Linked DNA regions of Mus musculus: region 1 is linked to region 2. The links are chromatin loops, found by intact Hi-C in ENCODE. Cell type or tissue: left cerebral cortex. All regions are shown on one strand.

Region 1 (5,000 bases), 700 kb before region 2:
ACCCGAGTGGATGGATGGATGGATGGATGGATGGTAGGGATGTTAATACTTTTAGTGGAACAAAGCCTGTGAAATGATTGTATATAGTGTTAATTTATTGTAACGAATGGCTAGTTTTTATTCTCATTGTCAAGGCACAAAACCAGTTCACGCTTAACTTTTTATTCCTTTCCTTTCTTCTCCTTTTCTTTTTCTCCTCTCATTCTTTCTCTTCTCCCACACCCTTTGTTTTCTTGTGAGTTATTAAAGATATTCTAAGAGGCTCTGGAAACACGAAGCACTTCATAGTGGTGGCTTTCTCACTTCTCAGTTCGTTGCATGATGTAACCACTGTGTGCCCTGGTGCACACAATGTAGCTAAGGAGAATCCACCTGAACACCTGTAAAAGCTAGTTGTCTGTTCCTAGGCGAGTCGAGTAAGTGACACGATGCCTGCCAGGCGGACTTAACTGGAGTTCTATGTGTTTCTCCCTTCCTTCTAAATGGAATGGCCCCACATCAGCAATATTATTTTGCCTTATTTGTTTTTCCCCAAAGTGCCAAATCCATTACTGGTCTGTGCAGGTGCCAAATATGCTGATAAACTGTTTCTGACTATCTTTTCAGACCCCACTCCACCTTTATATGCTGTAAATCTTTGTAATGAGTAATCTACTAATGATATAGATGACTGAATTGTTGGTAACTATAGTGTAGTCTAGTGAAGATGAATTGTGTGAGTTGTATATTTTACTGCATTTTAGTTTGAAAAACGATTCCCCCACCACTTAGAGACAGCTGAAATTTGACTTTCTTGGGAAAACACTAGCATTATTGCAAGTAAGACTGATTCCCCCCAAGTCTTGTTATATTTGATAAGGAGCATTAATCCCCCTGGAAATAGATTAGTAGGATTTCTAATGTTGTGTAGCAAACTTATACTTTTTTTGTACTTTAAAATCAATGTGAAATATGCATCATACACAATATTCAATCTAGATTCCAGTCTATGGGGGGATTTGTCCTAATAGGAATTCAGGGTCTAAACGTGGGTATACTTTGGCTCTCCTGTAAATCAAATGTTGTGATTTTTTATATTTGTTTTGTTTTGTCTGTGAATTGAATAATTTATACAAGTACACACTCCACTGAGAATCGTTTTGTTTTCTGCTCGTTTGTATCGTCTGTGTATAACAAGTAAAATAAATCTGGTAAAATGCTAAATATGGTGTTGAGAGCAGTTTACAGTTTGCAAAGAATTATTATAGGTTATGGCTTTTAGGGGTTAAGCAAGACTAGCCCCTCTTCCTAGCTCTGGGCAGTCTGACAGTAGCCACTTCCTACACCCGCTCTTTTATAGTACCACCAGCTATTACTTTTTTCCTATTTATTTACAGTTAGTATAGTTCTCTTTGCTGCTGTATGCCTTTTCTAGGAAAATATATAAACTGTCTTTGTCCCAGCACTCATTCTCTCCGAAGCTGAAATGACAGGACAAGGAGGGTCTGCAGCTGAGCCAAGGATTTCTTTAAAGTTCACACAGTAATTTGTGAGGCATTAGGTTAGAGTAGGGTGCAATATAAGACAAGTCAAGAGACAAACTGTTGCCTGCAGATGCTGAAGATTTGGTTTTACCAAGAGGCCTTGGAGGTGACTGGCGAATCTTTATAAATGCAAACTTGGACGGGCCTTCCTCTCAGAGAGGGAGGTCTCAGGGCATTGTTCCGGGTGAGGTGGAGAAAGACCCACAGAACCAACACAGGGAAAGGTTGTTGTTAAAGAACCGAATTCAAAATTTGCTTTGGAGAGGGGCTGGGGATTGAGGGTGATGCCTGGAGTCACCTCGGTGTCTTCTGTAAGGGGATCCTCGCTTCAGTTGCAGTTTTACCCAGGTCAGGTCCCCACCCTTGAGAGCAAATGGCAATGAGGAATTTCATGAGAAAGTTTGCAAGTCTGTCTTTACCTCATAGAGGCGACTTCTGTACTTTTGTCTCCAAAGAGGGTGATTCCTGAAAGGGACAAGAAAATGGTTCAACCTTCTCCTTTAGTCTCAGTTGGCCTGGAGGTGACAGAATCAAACTCATCAGCACCCAGAGAGTGTCCCGTGTCACCTTTGTGGTGCAACAGATGTAACGAAGCTTCAAAATTGCAATTAAAATGACAAGTCGAGGGGGAGATTTCACCGATTTGCCTTCCCTGGACAATCCCGCCACTAGACGGCGTTCCATGGAGTCTCGTGTGCCATGGAGAGGGAAAAAAATGATGACTGATTTTTTTCCTTTGTTTTTCCTTTCCCCTCTCCTCACCTAAGAAGTAAAGACGACGGGGAAAAAAAGCACCAAACATGGTGTGTGTGTATATGAGTAGGGAGAGGAGTGAGCAGTGTACTCCCGTGACCGTGCACCCGCCCCGGGCTGTGCTCGGAGCCCGCCCGCCCGCTCGCCCGCTCGCCCGCCAGCCCGCTTGGCCTGGCCCAGCAGCAGCAGCACGTGCTGCCCCGGGCCGCGTGCAGGAGCGCGCGCTCGCGGGGGCGTCAGCGCTCCAGGGCGCGTGGCCGCGGGCTGGCCGAGCGCGCGCTCCGACCCCAGACCCGCTCGCGGGAGCGCGCCGTCCCCGAGCGAGCGCCCCCTCCAACCCCCCCCCCCCCCCCCGCCGCCGCCTCCCGGGCCCCGGGTCCAGGCGAGGAGCGAGGCCCGGAGTGGTGTCAAATGCGTAAGCGAAGCCCTTAGCTTCCGAGGAGCGATTTCACAGGAACGGAGCGCCTCGTGCAGCAAAACGCGCCTTAGCTGCTCTTAGCCAGCTTCAAAAACACTGGCGAGGTCGTTTCCCTCGCAGCTCCGCCATCTGCTGTGTGGACTGAGTCAGCGTGAGGGAAAGCTGCAGCCACGCGCTCCTCTCGGGGGCCGCGTGCTTTCCGGGCCCCCTGACGGCACCCAGGCTGGGTGGCTGCGGAGCGAGGGGACCGTGGCTGCGGACGGGCGACTGGGGCCCTGGGGGCGGCCCAGGGCACGCCCCGGGTACCGGGTGGCTTTACCCAAGTCCAGGCCCGCCCGGGGATGGCCGGCCCTCGCCGTCAACTCAGTCCCCTCACTTCCCAATGGCGTCTCCACGCAAGGGAAGAAGGCAGCAGAGAGGCGAGAGCGCGCTACTCGGGTCTGCCCTCGCCCGCTTTCCGCCCCTGGCCACCCGCGCCATCTTGCAGGCCTCCAGCCTCTTCGCCCCGGTGCTGGCCATCGAGGCTGCTGGGGTCCGGAGGCGCCGCCCGGAGGCAGAACCCGCCGGGCAGAGGCGGCGGAGGTGACCCCGAGGCCGCGCGATGAGGGCCTACCCAGAGCCCAGGCCTTAGGCCTAGGCCTAAGCGAGCTGCTCAGCCTAGGCCAGCAGGAGCAGGACGGTGGGCATGCGGGTGGAGAGCAAGCCTGGGGTTCTGCTGCAGGATCAGGCTGTCACCACCTCCGGCCTCAGCACTCAATTGCCTTCAACCTCCACCAGCATTTTCATTATGATTTTTTTTTTTTGATCTGCTGGAACTTAACCCGTTTATTTCACAAATCACATTGTTCCTGGTTTTTTGGTTTTTTTTTGTTTTTTGTTTTTTGTTTTTTTAAACAAATAATGGGAAGCAATTAGCAGGTAGGAACTTAGGGCAGATGGACAACGTGATGTCCTTAAATTCTGAAGTTATATTCTCTGACAAATCCAACTGTTAATGGTTCTTACTTCCCATGTGACTCACGTTTTGAGGGGTGATAGTATTTATTCTTTTAGCACCGCAGTTTTAAAGGCTCATTTAGATCCAGGTTAGAAACAAAGCTTTATTGAACGGAGGCCACATACATTCTTAAAGAGTGTAAAACTATACTGATAGTCCGACAATGCTTGTTCATAAATGATTTTATAAAAGCATTCAACTTGGTCTCAAGTGCAGCACGTTGCGTGCGTGTGTCTCAGTAGTCAGTCACAGGGATAGAAAAAAAAGAGTGGAACCTATGATCCTGTGTTAAAACAAACCTGATTAGATTCCCTTGAAAGAAACAGCAACAATAGATAAGCTTATGTATGAACTACACAACTTTGAGGCCAGTAACTCGATTCAGATTTTAAAATATTTAATTAAGTATGTTGGCAACTGTATGGCTAATTTTAATATTGAAATGAGTAATATTGTAGCCTAATATGAAATCAGGGTTTTTGTTTTTTGTTTTTTTTTTAAATGTAGCTGGGAACTTTTAAGTATTTCAAATCTTTGTAAATTACTAAAGTCATTGAAGTTAGATTTTCTTTTCCCAGATCAAGAAAATGAGAGTCTCTCTGAGAAGACTGGCAAACAGGCAAGAGTTTAGCTATTGTCTTATATACTTAGTTTAGATCAGTTGTTTTGAGAGTTGTATGTCATTTTGCTTTCCCTCTTTGGCTTATATATTAGGTTGTCACACTTAGAGAAATATAGTCACTTGAAAGAAAGCCCCTCTGCTTTCACAGTGAAGTAAACTTGATGCTGTACAAGTCATTGGTCTCATCTGAGCTGATTATTATGTGCCTTGCGTGTATTTTACACCCACAGTATGCTTTGCAGCGGTGTTCAAGGCATGGCGTGAAAAATTTGATTTGAATAGTTCCATTAATCCAATGTGGGGGAAAAACATGGCTTAATAGACTTTCTACTGATAGCTCCCCTTCTTACTATGCTAACTCTGAAGTAAATATAAAATCTAGTATTGGGAGTATGGCATTTAAAAGACACTTGCTGGTAATATTTAATTTAATAAATATCCTAACTGTGACATTATTAGTACAGTGCAGCTGAACCACAAGCTGGTTCTTCACAGAGGTTTGACCCGTTACTTGTCACCAGATTACTTAGAAACACATCCTGCACTTTCGACTTCAGTTGTGGTTTTTAATTGTTTTGGATTTCAAGTCTTTAAAAATATCTGCACGACAGTGTTCACTGTATGTACAGAGAAGCATTTGTATTTTGTATCATGACACACCTTCTTAGTGAGGAGGTTGATGGAAAT
Region 2 (5,000 bases):
ATTCGCAGATATATAGGTAGTTGAAAGGTAATCTGAGATGCATGAGACTGTGTCAGAAAAAAATAAAATAAATTGGCTAACAGGTGACCTAGATGAGATATAATGATGATTTACAAGGATGAAGGAATGGATGTCAGAGACCAGACATATGTGTTAATGGATTGCCCCAAACTGGAAGAACTGATATATAAAGAGGCATAGCATTATGGGCACCTTGTTTCCTCCAGCCACTTGGGGTCTACTCAGGTATGGCATGCATTGACAAGCCACTCATTGCTTTCTTCTTTAAAAATTGCTCCTACAAATCTGCTTCATGACCATGACTATGTGAAAGAGTTGGCAGTGCAATAAAAATAAAATACTATTTCTTCTGATGGTATTTACACAATCAGATATGGTAAGCTTCTTTTATTGAAGGATTCTGGGTTGATATAAATGCACTGCTGGGTGATGAGTGAGTTTTCAGGTGAGCCCGTATAGAAGATTCTCTACCAAACTAATACCTAACCATGTTCAGTAAGTGAAATGGAATGTTCTAGTTTATGGTTACTCAGAACCTACAGCAAAAAATAAAGCATCGCTCTAAGCAAAATGTTAATGATTATACATGATTTCCTTAGAATGAGACTCTGTCAAAGATCTACTTTAGACATTTCACCAAAAATAAACAAACAAACAAACAAAAAATGGATAGTAGCAAAGGTCTTATCTGAAATATTCCCCTATAAAAACATTTCACTTGCTTCTACCCATTTGAATCCACCCTGCTTAGAAACTTAACATTGGGTAGTTTTGAGAAGGAACAACTGGATTGCAGTAACAATTTTCTCCAAATTCCTAACAGCCCTTTATCTGGTCGCTGAGCTCGGAGCTGAGCTGGATATTGCAGATTCTGTTCAATGCAGGGGTTTCACTCCCTCCATCCATCCTGTGCAGGCTTCTCTCACAGAAAACAGCCAACACAAACAACCCAAGCCCAACTGACTGCAAGTTGACTTGCAAATGTCCAAATCCAGACCAAAATGTGAAGCAGGGAGACTTCTTTGAAGGGTAATTATCATAATTCATAATGGGCAAACTTAAACTTTCCCAATATTTCCCTAGAGTCTCCAATGACTTCATTGCTCACAATTAATAAAGTCTGGCACTCAGTTTTGTGTTTATTATTAATAAATGTATCAGTCCTTACAAGTGGGGGGAGTGTCATTTCCAAAACCAAGAGCTAAGGAGACAAACAATGCTTACTTTCAGATTAGGACCAATGCACATTGGGTCTAAGGGATACTTTGATCTTCCCCAAAGACAAAAATGCCTAACAGCTCTGTTAGGATTATACTGGTCTAGATAGATACTAAGCAATTTTTATACCAAAAGTTCCTATCATTTCAACCCTTAGCTCAGATTTTTATAAAAAAGAAATATAAAACATAAAATAAATATTAAATCAGGGAGGCAATCAAACCTTTGAAGGGCATAGTTCAGTTCAATATGCTACAATTTAGTATTAAAAATTAAGTAAAAATGTGTCAATTATGGATTCATTTGATATACAGTGAAGAAATTAAATCAGAAAAAAAAGGAACAAACACTTAAAACCACCACTTCAAAGCTGTTATTATCCAAATTGACTGTTTCTATTGACAGATTAAATTATGTTGCAATACTGACATTTCATGCAAAACCTTCTAAGTGAATACTTTCGAAAATGAGGATTACCGAACTGAGTAACAGGCAGAGAATGTATAAAACAACTCACCCAGCCCCATATGGCTATTCTTTCTTCATCAATGAAACCCATTTCTATGAATTTTCTGAAGTGGAAGAAACAAATTTTTAGAATTTTAATTGTGTACACATGACATTTACTTCATTACACAAGCATATTTAATCCAAAGATTTAATAGAAACGCTCCATCTCTTTGTTTAAACACGTGCATAATAAGGCTGCATTTACAAATAACTAAAATAATATTGTTATGTCTTCTACAGAGGATAAAAGAATCATCTTAGACTCCACTCTTCATCCTTATTGATCCCAGGGCCCTCAGGTCCAATGTTTGAATCTTGTGGGTTATCAAAGCCTGTCCCCAGATTGCCTCGTTAGAATACAATGACATTGCTACTAGTACCAAATTTCCAAATCCTTGGGTCTTGGAAAGGATATTTGCTTCACTGCTGATTCAGTTTTTATTAAAGTTGTATCACTTTATTTGCATAATTGTTGATAACCATCATTTGATATTAAATCCTGTATTCAGTGAAAAACAAATCTATTCTTGCCGTTCAGAGCCCTCCAATTTACTATGGTATGGACAACCAAATATATCTATACGTATCCTTTAAAAATGTTAAATGATTTGCTCGGCTCCATCACATTTCCAAAACGTTTTCAAAATAATTTTTTCCCTTAGGAATAACAGACTACAAAAAAAACAAAAACAAAACAAAACAAACAAACAAACAAAAAAAAACGTTTAAAAGTCCCGGGAAGCCTCCAAAGCAATGTTTGCTGTTCATTTTTACCTTGATTCTCTTGTATTCTAGAGAAAATGAGACTTATTGGGAGAATGGGTTGAGAGCCTCAAGTAAACTTTATAGAGATCAGAAGCAAGGGAAGAAAGAAGGGGTGACCGGAGTGAGTGGGCCCTGGAGAGCGCCACAGCAGACAGATGGAAGGGAGGGACCCCGTGAGGCACAGTCTCCAAAACACATTGGTGTGGCCTCTGCTTTCTCTTTATGCCTTTCTCGTTCGTTCTCCGGAAGTAGAACACGCATGTCTGTTGTTGTTGTTGTTGTTGTTGTTGTTGTTGTTGTTGTTGTTGTTGTTAATGGAATAATGGACTTTCTCCTTTTCTTTTGTTGTTCTGGGAATCGAACCCAGGTCCTTAGGTTTCCTATGCTAGTGCTCTACCTCTGAACCCTTTTTGCCAGCTCTCTAGAATTACTTAAAGGGATTTTATAGCAACCATTTCGCTCATTGCATCGACTCAGCATGCACGTTTCTGACGCACTGAGGAGTTGGGCAAATGCCCGGGACAAACAGATGGGAAGAGGCCCCGTTAGTCACAGCTTACCCGACACGAATTCTGAAGGACACTGAGTGTACAGGGAAGAAATGGAGTAGCGAATGGAAAATTGCTACCTGTGTGGAAGCTGATCAAGGAAAAGCGAGCAGATGTGCAGGAGACGCGTGGCCGGCCCTTCAGCCATTCCCCCACACGTTTCAAAATCAAAATGGGAGTTGAGAAGGTTCGCTTTCTTGTTAAAAGATAGTGTCACTACTGGTGTTGGAAGACAGTTTTGAGCCATAAAATCGGTCATGATTTTATGATCTTGCAGAGGCTAACAATCATATTGCCTTGCATCTGGGGCACAAAGCAAATAACAGGTGATACATAGGAACAGGAAATTCTTATCCGCTCCCTGGCTAGGTTTATTCTGAAAGGATGACATTTACAGGAAATGATAGTTTGGTGGTTAACATGGAAATGAAACATTAACACTTAATGTGGCAGAACTAGGCTAAAGGTTAGCTAGATAATACAAGCTTTTGAGATCAACAAGGCTCCATAAATTTCATCCTCAAAACCTGAAAAGCTTCCTGGAAGGCGAGATATCAGAAACTATTGATAATATGTATTAATCAACACAGTCAAAGTAACACACGAATAAGGTGTTTTTGTAATATTAGAGATTAAATTAAACTTTACATATTTTCCCCACTTTAAAAAAATGACTCTGGGCTAAGGTCATCTTGAAACCTAGTGACTGATTATGCTATTTGAGAAATTTTCTTTTGACACTATCTGTAAGTGTGATAATATATTTTTTCTCTTTCAATTTTTCATCATTAACCCTTAAATCACATAAAATTAAGACTATGGGACTATATACAATGCCGAATATACTCCCAATAAATGGAGCTGACCCTATAATCTCTGAAATTTTGTGATTGTCTTAAATGTGGAATTTTCCAAGAAGCCTGAAGAAACCGTGTTCCTTCTCCTCCAGCACTTGTGAACTCGCTACCATCTGTTCCTTACAGATATTCTCATGCACGGGCAGGCTATGAGGTGAGGTCTGCTCTTCCTCTGTTTTCTACTTTGTTTGCCTTTATTAGCTTGGCTTGGCTGGTACTTACTGTTGTTTTCAAATGCACATGCATGGTTTTCTGTTGACATGTAGAAAATTCGCCTATATAAAATTTTATAAGAGATTCAAGGAAAACAGTTCCGTTTCTGGGTTGATTCGAGAGTGACAGCCAAGGGCTTGCAAACCCGTTTCTTCAAGTTAGGTGTTCACTGTCTGATTCCTAAAAGGCTTCCTTGGGAGATAGGGGGTTGGATCACTCTCGGGATCATCTCAGTCTTTCCTTTTTAGCCTTTTGTGAAGAACTGGATCCTAAGGTCTCTTTTACATGTTCATGTAACAGATTTCAAACAAAGCTAGGGCCAGCCCAGGAGCTCTCTGCACTGCTGCATGTGTTGCCTGAATGGGTCTTGCAGCTGCTCTATGATCTATGCTTCATGAGGGACTTACTAAAAATCCCATCTAACAGTAATGCTTCCCCTTAGAGCACCACCTATCCATGTTTACCAGATTGTAAATGCATTGGAAGCAAGGATTGCACTGCTTTGTACAGAGTGTAATATGGTGACACATATTAAAACCTGGCATGCATTAAGTAGCTGAGCACATGGTAGTGGTATCCTTGCCCTATATCAGGAGAGCTTTCTTTCTCCAGATAACATTCTAGGAAAAAAGGTTCAGGGAAAGAAATGGCCACCAGTTACTGCCTCTATTACATCTTCAATCAAGTACTAAAGACAAGTTAGTATTATTACAAAATTGATAGACAGGATTCAAGACTCTGTGTCTTATACACTGAATGCCAAAAATAACAATTTTCATTAAGGTCCTTACAGGGGCTTCCGATCTATACTTTTATTTCATCCATAAGAGCAAATTAAGGATTCATTTCTTGTTGAGTACTATATCTG

Evidence for each region. Hi-C counts contacts between places; a loop is a spot of excess contacts. Peaks named below come from ENCODE experiments on the same cell type or tissue, not always from the same donor. Only the 100,000 strongest peaks of a DNase experiment are listed, where the experiment ranks them.
Region 1: it touches region 2 in a loop (5-fold over the local background); 2 of 42 quality-filtered maps call a loop at or near these places.

What each region holds. Positions count from the first base shown.
Region 1 is chr2:61,812,912-61,817,911 of GRCm38, forward strand. It overlaps Tbr1 (T-box brain transcription factor 1), which reads left to right. Exons shown (of 6, transcript NM_009322.3): 6 at 1-1,203. Among named protein-coding and RNA genes, the nearest start is that of Tbr1, 11 kb to the left of the region's middle. In left cerebral cortex, a CTCF peak has its summit at 2,191 (motif pointing right); DNase peaks (open chromatin) are centred at 427, 1,957, 2,222 and 2,795; H3K4me3 peaks cover 2,609 bases; H3K27ac peaks cover 4,510 bases.
Region 2 is chr2:62,510,630-62,515,629 of GRCm38, forward strand. It overlaps Fap (fibroblast activation protein), which reads right to left. Exons shown (of 26, transcript NM_007986.3): 21 at 1,757-1,811. Among named protein-coding and RNA genes, the nearest start is that of Gcg, 29 kb to the left of the region's middle. In left cerebral cortex, no CTCF peak of the experiment used is centred here; DNase peaks (open chromatin) are centred at 3,045, 4,128 and 4,448; H3K27ac peaks cover 2,469 bases.